3 separate regions of the Homo sapiens genome follow, and regions 2 and 3 are each linked to region 1. A link is a contact called in ENCODE Hi-C or POLR2A ChIA-PET data. All regions are on one chromosome and are shown on one strand. Each heading gives the region's core, a stretch centred on a gene start or an enhancer-like site at or near the end of the contact. The rest is flanking DNA. Distances are from core to core; before and after follow the strand shown. Region 1 overlaps MSI2 (musashi RNA binding protein 2). Region 2 holds the start of MSI2-AS1 (MSI2 antisense RNA 1). Region 3 overlaps MSI2 (musashi RNA binding protein 2).

Region 1 (2,700 bases), core at 46-2,545:
CTGAGTTGAGCATTGCCCAAGTATTGGTTTCTTTTCATCCCTGTTGAATTTTTTCCCTTCTTTAATGAAAGAGTTGGATTGGCTGTGCTGGGCCCTCCACCCGGTCATGGTAGTCCTGGTGACGCCTGGCTGCAGGGTTTCGAAGGTGGCCCTCATTTCAGCTGTCCTTGAGGCTCACTCCTGTGTTCCCCCTGCCCCTGCCATCCACCCCGCACCCGCCACCCCGAAACGTTTGTAGTACAGCTGCTGGCCTAGAACTCGAACTGATGTGTCTCTCACTCCAAACAAAAAATAAATCTGTGTGCTTTATGTATGTGTTTTAGAGGTGTGCCTGTGTGTTTTTTCTCTTGACAAGCTCATTCCCTACAGCTGTGCAGTCACAGCCCACTTTGAAATCTGCAGCATATATATATTTTTAAGTGAATAAGTACGAAGAGATGGGAAGATGTGGTTTGACTGTAATCCCACGTAAAACACTCTGACCCCAATTTTTAAAAAAGTATTTCATTAAAATGTTGTAGGAGACTATTACTGAGAAGAAGAAAGTTTCTAAGTTGATGGGACTCTTGTGTCTCCTAGTGTAGAGTTGATTTTGTTTTTTGGGGTCACCATGGAGATGAGAAGCATGGGGCTTCATGGCGTCATCTGCCCCCATTGGGGGAGGGCTTGTTGGCACAGGTCACCTCTGGATCAACCTCAGCCTCATCTGCTGGGGATGGGAGAAGCTCAAGTTGGCCAGGGGTTTACCCTATGCCCTCCTCAACCAGAATTAAAATGACCTTTTTTTTTTTTTTGCCTTCGAAGACAACATTGGTAACAATTTATTGAAACTATGGAGCTTAGCAGTGATCAGTTTTTGGATTTTCTCTTTCTTCAACCCCTCCCCTTTCTGGAAGACTTGTAGGAGGATAGGGGAGGTTTTTCTGTGCATAGATTGGCGTCGGTTTCTTAGAAGTTTCTTCTTTTCACCTTAAAAAAAATTGTTTGCATCCTTCCCCTTAGATAAGGAACCGTCAACATCCTTGTTAGAGCCCAGTGCGGAGGGGACCCTGAGGCACATACTGTTTTCAAGGTTAGATAGCAACAAACTTTCAGAGTAGCCGGAGTTTCAGGGGAGGGAGGGTTCTTTGGGTTCAAGGTTACCCATTTTTCCCCTGCTAGGAAGAAAGCCTTTTTGTTTTCTTTTGCCGACTTCTTCCAATAGCTTAGAGCAAATAGATTAGCAACCCAGCAGAAACCAAACCAAGGAACAAATAAAGGGGAAGTTTGCAGAGGGCCCTTGGCTGGGGGCTGGCTGCTGCTGAGGAGGCCAACTTGCGGTTTTCCATTTTCACGGTGAACCGCATTGTCTCAGCGTTCGCTGGTATTCACAAAATCAGAAAGAAAGGAAGGTGGTGGTGGGAGGGCGCACTTTTCAGGAGAGGCTGGGGTGTGGGGAAAGTATGCCCAGCTGCATGTTATTAGCAGCCTTCAAATAAAGTTTGTGGAAGGTTCCGGCCCCCACAGTCATGCCTGGGAAGCTTCTGTGTTCTTAGTAGGTGTTTTGAATTCTGTGGGATGGAACTGAATGTTTAAAAACAGTTACAGGAACGTCTCCCCAAGTAGGTATTCCTGAGAATTTCTGTGTACATGGAACTCTATTTTCTTAGCAAGCATCATTATATTTTTAGAAATGTTTTCTTTTCTCCTTGCCCGTCAGTTAGCCAAGCCTCCTACCACTCACTTTCTGTTGTGTAGTTCTGATTTTCCGAACAGGTGTTTAGATGATGAGGGGTTATATTAAGAAAGTACTAAAGAATACGTCTTATCACGTGAATCAGTATCTTTTTATTCAACATGGATGGAGTGGGAGTGGAGACCAATCTGTTTTATATTCCTGCAATCTGATGAGGGTAAGAAAAAGTTCATGCTGTTCATATTAGCTAGCCAGCCTCTTTCTGTCTTTCCCTCCCTTCCTTCTTTCTTCTTTATTTTTTCTTTCTTTCTTTTGTCTAATACCTAATTCCTTATCTCATTTTTGGGATTTTGAGAGAATAATTTTCATGTGGGGCGACAGAACTAGTGGTTGTAGTTTCACTTGTTTTTTTGACATTAAGGAAACAACAAATAGTCTTTTTTTTTTTTTCCTCAGACTGAGCACACATTTTAAGTGTTTTAGGGGGAAGCTCTGAAGGCAGTTTGTGGTGATTTTTAAAAAAATGTTTTTAAAGCTTTAGTCTCTCCTGGAAGCTTTGTGTGTCCCTGCATTTTCCTCGACGGTCGCTAATAAGAACTGCTGGTCTAAATCAGTGTCTCTGAGAGTCATTGATTCACTAATTGCTCATCATCGAGTCCTGGCTTCCCCCTCCTGCTGAGAGCACTTTTGTTTTCTGCTATTCTGCAAGGACTTGGACAGATTTCTGGAGTGTTTAAGAGGTAACCAATAAAAGAGTTTGGCGTGCCCCTGTTGGTAATTGTGCTTCTCGGAGGTGACCACGTCATTGGTATCCGGGCTCCATAAACAAGGGGCTGCCTTACCAGTGACCTTTCCCGCCTAAAACCGAAGGCCCCAAGGTCGCTTGTCTGATGGAGAATGTATTTCCCGGCTCACTGTGAGCCTCGACTTAATTTGTTCCTTTCCTAAGGCAAAATGACCTTCCAGTAAACCCACACCCCCTCCCCCGCTTATTATTATTTATTTATTTTTCTGGTGAACAAACA
Region 2 (2,700 bases), core at 35-2,534, 320 kb after region 1:
TGCCAGGCACTGTGCTTTATATCCATTATGTGTATATGTTATGTAATATATGAAAATTACAAGGATGTTGTGGCTGTGCCTAGTTATGGATAGCACTCAATAAACAGTGCGTGCCTTCCTCCCCAGAGTAACCCTCCTGAGTCAAGATTATAAATCTAACAGGTCTCTCAATGCCTTTTGCAAACAGGTCTGGGCCATTTATAACATGCATGTGTCCTGGAAGGTAGACATTCCTGCTGCCTGCCTTTCCCTATGGAAGCTGGCAGCTCCATTTCTGTTTGCACAGTAACCCCTTCCTCTGTAGACTGCATGGGCAGGTCCCACATCCATGAGGACCTTTTTGCAGTAGAACAAGGAAAGTTATCATTTACAAGTAGGTCCCCTGGTGCTTGGCCACACGCTGGTCCCTGTCCACAAGGACAGTGCCTGATTATGATGTCTGAGAAGGGAGGAGGGAGGGTCTCTTCCGCTCACTTTCCAGTATCCACAGTGACCAGCTGGGAAGCCTGTCTGTGTTAGGCCGTTCTCGCGTTGCTATAAAGAAATACCTGAGACTGGGTAATTTATTTAAAAAAGAAGTTTAGTTGGCTTACAGTTCAGCGGGTTGTACAGGCATGGTGCCAACATCGCTAGGCTTCTGGGGTGGGGCCTCAGGGAGCTTTTACTCACGGAGGAAGGCAAAGTAGGAACAGGCACGTCGCTTGGTGAAAGCAGGTGCAAGCAAGCGAGAGAGTGCAGGGAGGTGCCACACATTTTTAAGCAACTCCGAGTAAGAGCTCACTCATCACCAAGCAGGTGGCCCAAACCATTCACAAGGGATCCACCCCCATGAATCAGAGGCTTCCCACCAGGCCCCACCTCCAACACTGGGGAGTACATTTCAACATGAGATTTGGGCGGAGACAAATATCCAAACTATATGACTACCTGAGTTTGCAAAGGAGCAGAAGGGCTTGTACCAGTGAGGGAAAAGGACTGCAGAGTGGTTAGGGACCCTTCCCCTGCCAGATTGAAGGACCAGGGCTTCCCAGCACAGCTGCCAGGATTTACAGGGGTGCAATTGCTGCCTCACCAACCCCCTAGCCCCTTACTGGCTTCTTAAGGCCTTGCCCTCACCTGGCCACATACTCACGCTAGTCAGGAATCCATCTTGGCCTCTGGCCCTGGGCAAGAAGAGCAACAGGATGGAATTGAAACCCTGGAGCAGATGTTAGAACTGAGTAGAGGTGACCTGGCTCTCTGAAGCTCACGCAGGAGTGATGGTGACATGCCCATCTCAAGTGGGAGCTGCACATGGAGGGCAGCCGAGGTTCCTGCGTTTCCCTCCCCGGGCCACTTCACCTCCCCTAGGTGGGTTCCACCCCCTCTCCTTGTTACATCATAGCCTCTTTCTCCAACACATTCAACAGCTCTCTCTCAGCAGTGCCAGCTTCCTGGGTGTAAGGCCTGAGCCGTCGCTTGGCCCTGTCCTCAGAGGCCCCCCACGCTGGTCTAATGCTCTGCTCTTTGTTGCCGTCTTGCAAATCCTAGTCATTGTTGGTCAAAGGACCCCTTGTCGTCTTTTTGTCATGGGCCCTGTTCGTTCTGCTGTGAGGCTGACTCAGGGCCAGGTGCCGTGCAGGTACACAGTAGGAGTTGAACTCTGATCAAGGGCTTGTTTTGTGTTTATCTTCCTTGCTTTGCAAGTTCCTTGAGGGTGGGTCTCCCCGAATCTTGATTATAAACCTGCAAGAGCCTTACAAAATGTCCTGCTTTTTGTGGGGTCTCCAGAAAGGCTTGTGATTGGCAGAGGGGGCAGGAGAGCAGTGACCAGGAAGAAAAAAGGCTGTGGCCACTGGATGGCAAAGGAGGGCTGTGCAGGGAGGTATGTGTGACATGTGGTCTCTGGAGGCCAAGCTCACCCCTCCTGCCTCAGTAGCAAGATGTGTGTAGCTGTCAGGCTCTAGGCAAGACACTTTACACTTGAGTAGCATCTCCCCTCCTCTTCACCATCTCCCTGGGCAGGGCTCAGGGCCTAATGTCCGGAGGTGAGGATCTTCAGAGAAACAATGTTGGCCTCAAACCCACCAGAACCTGGCTGGGGAAGAGGTCAAGCTGATCAGGCGCAAGACCAGGTCAGGCCTCTTATGTCTGTTAGGAAACGCCACAGAAGGACAGATACCCACCCTAGAAGCTGCAGGACCTCCTCTCCTCCTGAGCCCTTTCCTCCCTCTGCTCCCCTCCCCTTTCTGTTAGCCAGACAGTCAGACGGTCAAGGTTGATACCTGAGCACTGGGGAATTTTATCCATCGAAATAGGCCTCTCCCTCTGGAGGACTAAACAGTCTCAGACACGACCTGTTTGGAGTGAGAAATGAAACTGCAAACACTGGCCTCTTCAGGCCAAACAGGCTTTCCTTGTCCTGGATGGTACATCAAGGCCACAGGTCCAGGGCTTGGATTTCCCTCTGGGCCCCAAGGCCGCGTGCTGACTGGGTTCTTTTGTACAGAGACCAGGGAAAAACAAAAGCCCTTTACTTCCCAAAGCTTGGCATACTCCTCAGACTGCCAGCCACCATCCCCAAAGATGCCAGGGCAGTGAGCTTACCTTTGCAAGGGCTTCGGATCCACTGGGGAGGAGTGGCCACTCATAGTAGCTGCAGGGAAGCTGTTCTTGCAGAAGCTCCAGCACCTCCTCTGAAAGCCAGTGCTAAGCATTCCC
Region 3 (2,700 bases), core at 187-2,686, 390 kb after region 1:
TGGCTTCTTAGCCCAAGGCACCTGACTGTAAGAGCAGAGCTGGGGTCACAGTCAGGTCTTCTGCCTCTGAGTCCAGTACTCCCTTTCCTTACATCATTGCTGCCTCTCTGTGGGTGCCACCTTGACTGGGAAAGCCCAGAGGATATTGGAGAGTGAGGATGAGGGGCAAAGAGGAACCTGCCATGGATGCTGCTGATGAAATGAACCTGATCACCGCAATGAGCCCCCAAACTGCCATCCTAGAGCAGGGCTTGTCCCAAGCCACTTAATGCTCATAGCTCCTGCTGCAAAAATGCCAAGACGTTTGCAAGACGTTGTCCTCTTCTGGGACAGGAGTCATAATATCCAATTTATAAACCTCAGCACTGTTTATTTATTCAACAAAGTGTGCTCCCTGTCCCCGCCCCCTCACACGCACACCCTAGCTGAGCAGTAGACAAGGTGCCCTTGCCCACTAAGAGCCATGTCCCATCCTCTCTTCCCAAGCTGATCCTGGTATATGGGACCAATTCTGGCCCCCCAAAATAAGTCTCCGTGCCTGGGGAAAGGCACCGTTCGCTTAGAAGGATCACTGAGAATTGACTGGAGAATGACTTCCACAGAAAGCACCCTCAGGTGAGAGATTTGGCTTCATGCCTTCCCCCACCCCCCAACCCCACTCCCCACCTCTCCTCTTAGAGGGAGACGGGTTCTCAAATGACCCCCTTTCCTGCGTAGCCAGCCAGTGTTCAGTTTGTGGAGTTACGCTGAGTTTGCAAAAGAAGAAAATTGCTTTGTCCCTAATGCCTTCCCACTGTCAGACAGCAGGAACAGCTACTGACAAGTTTATGTGCCGAGTGGCAGTCCCCATTCTCTCCTAAGCAGCCAGAGCCGTTGCTTTTTATGAGTCTTCTCAAAGATGCATGGGTTTCCAGATGGCTCGTTCGGGGACTTTAACATGCTTTCTGGAGCCTGGTTCTTCTGCTCACAGAGACAGACAGAGAGAAGTGTCGACTGTGGAAAATAGAGGCTCCTCTCTTCCATGCGCCCAGCCCTCAGGGGTGCGGGTTCCACTGCCCAGAAGCCTAGCTAGAGGCGGGACCAGCCAGAACTGGGTGCTTATTGCCTGCTGGCTGCGCCCTCTAGTGGGGACCCAGCAGCCCTGTCTTTCACCCCTGGCTGGGGGACATCTGCAAGGTGACTTTGAGCTGAGGCTCCGGCACCGTGATGAGCAAGTGCGTAATAAAACGGGACTTGGGATTTGAAAGCTGCATTCTAATACAGTGTCTTCTCCACGGTGATTTTAGTGTCATTTGATGGAGGAGGACTGAGCAAGGAGGGGTAATATAGACCTAAGATGAGCTGCTTATTGTGAAATTCCCTTCAGGCCGACTCAGAAACCACAGGCCTCCCCACACACAGGAATGGGAGCGGTTGCCAAGGATGGGCATAATACCAACAGCCCTTTTGTCTTCTATCTAAGCCTGCAGAAGGGGGTATTTCTGAACAGCACCCTTCTGTGGGCATGCTACATCCTGTCTCCGAGGCTGCTTCTGCTGGCTAGATTAGTCTCTAGGTGGCTCTCCTGCTGGAAGAAACGGAAACCTAAACCTGCCTCTCCCCACCCATTAGTTAGGTGGGCCTGCCCAACACCTTCCTGGGTTCACATCCGGCCAGACAAGAAAGAAGCCAAAAAACTTTCCGTCTACCACTGCGCCTCCTCATGCCCACCCCATCCTATTAGCCTAAAATGGAACGGGCTAATTAGTTTATTTGTATAGGGAGGGGTTTCAGCTGCCTGGACAAAACCAGGAGTCCACTGTCCAAGCTTCTTCTGTTTTCCTGAGCTCAGAAGAAAAAAAGTGTGTTAGACTAAGATAATACCGCCTTTTGAATATCTCGGCTTCATATTTGCCTCCATGAGTGAGAGGGCCAAGTGTTATCTGCAAGTTGAATCTTCTATATTCAAAAATCTCCATCCCTTTTTTCTGCCAGCGCATTCCCAGATCAGCCGTTCACTTGCTCTAAGCCTCTATAATTTATTTTTTTCTTTTCTCTTTAACCTGCTCTTTCCATTGGCCAGTTTATTCATTTCTCAGCTACAGCTTCAGAGGGGCTCACCTTCGGGCTTCCCGCCCCAAGGGCATCTGGAGGCTTCAGTTCTGTTTTCTCTGCTGAGTCAGGAGCCAGGCCCAGCTTGATTTGGTCTCCCGTGTATCTTTGTGTCTCTGTCTCAGTCTCCTGCTAGTGTGCCTTGGGTGCCTCATCAATCTCTTCCCATCCCTGTGACAAGTGGGTGAAAATCAATCCACTTCTGGCTCTTCCAGGCCCACCAGAACTGAGGGCCTCAAATCACAGGCCCCTGGGAAAGGGAGGGGCCAAAGCCAGGAGTGACCCCACCTGCATCGATGTTCTTTGCCTCTGCCATTGAAGGCAACTGGTCATAGGGCAGAGGGGGAGAAGCCAAGGGAGGCAGAAGGGAGAAGTGATTGTTGCAAGGAGCAGCCCTCTGGAGCCAAAGATGTGAAAGTGTGACTCTCAGAATGTCTGGTTCTTTAAGACGGGTTAGCCGTAGCCCAAAGGTAGCCAGCCCAGACTCACCTTGAGGCTTAAAAATCAGTAAGAACTTCCTTTAACAATTAAAAAAATATTGTTTTCCATTTTGGAAAAGAAAATAAAGTTTAAACTACTAAGGAGAAATAAAGGTGAGACAAAATTAAC

Evidence for each region. Hi-C counts contacts between places; a loop is a spot of excess contacts on that map. ChIA-PET counts read pairs that join two places held with the same protein, here RNA polymerase II (POLR2A). Pooled maps may share reads with other maps.
Region 2: a loop to region 1 is called in a map of sigmoid colon, with 3 times the contacts of the local background. The contact joins the promoter of MSI2-AS1 here to the enhancer-like site in region 1. A Hi-C loop is called at or near these places in 1 of 168 maps with a recorded cell type or tissue (sigmoid colon) and 8 of 50 pooled maps.
Region 3: a map of naive thymus-derived CD4-positive, alpha-beta T cell shows a loop between it and region 1 (5-fold over the local background). The contact joins two enhancer-like sites. A Hi-C loop is called at or near these places in 3 of 168 maps with a recorded cell type or tissue (cardiac septum, heart right ventricle and naive thymus-derived CD4-positive, alpha-beta T cell) and 8 of 50 pooled maps. POLR2A ChIA-PET finds 5 or more read pairs at or near these places in 1 of 52 experiments (Caco-2).

The regions. Positions count from the first base shown.
Region 1 is chr17:57,284,121-57,286,820 of GRCh38, forward strand. All of the region lies in intron 5 of MSI2 (musashi RNA binding protein 2), which reads left to right. Among named protein-coding and RNA genes, the nearest start is that of MSI2, 29 kb to the left of the region's middle. RefSeq lists an enhancer at 718-987. Within about 2 kb of position 1,296, at least 10 of the 41 ENCODE cell types and tissues checked have a DNase peak (open chromatin) inside an H3K27ac peak, as active enhancers do.
Region 2 is chr17:57,607,128-57,609,827 of GRCh38, forward strand. It overlaps MSI2-AS1 (MSI2 antisense RNA 1), which reads right to left and starts at 1,285. Exons shown (of 3, transcript NR_110807.1): 1 at 1,133-1,285. The region is part of intron 8 of MSI2 (musashi RNA binding protein 2); the gene reads left to right. RefSeq lists enhancers at 794-1,388, 1,389-1,981.
Region 3 is chr17:57,670,960-57,673,659 of GRCh38, forward strand. All of the region lies in intron 11 of MSI2 (musashi RNA binding protein 2), which reads left to right. Among named protein-coding and RNA genes, the nearest start is that of MSI2-AS1, 64 kb to the left of the region's middle. Within about 2 kb of position 1,437, at least 5 of the 41 ENCODE cell types and tissues checked have a DNase peak (open chromatin) inside an H3K27ac peak, as active enhancers do.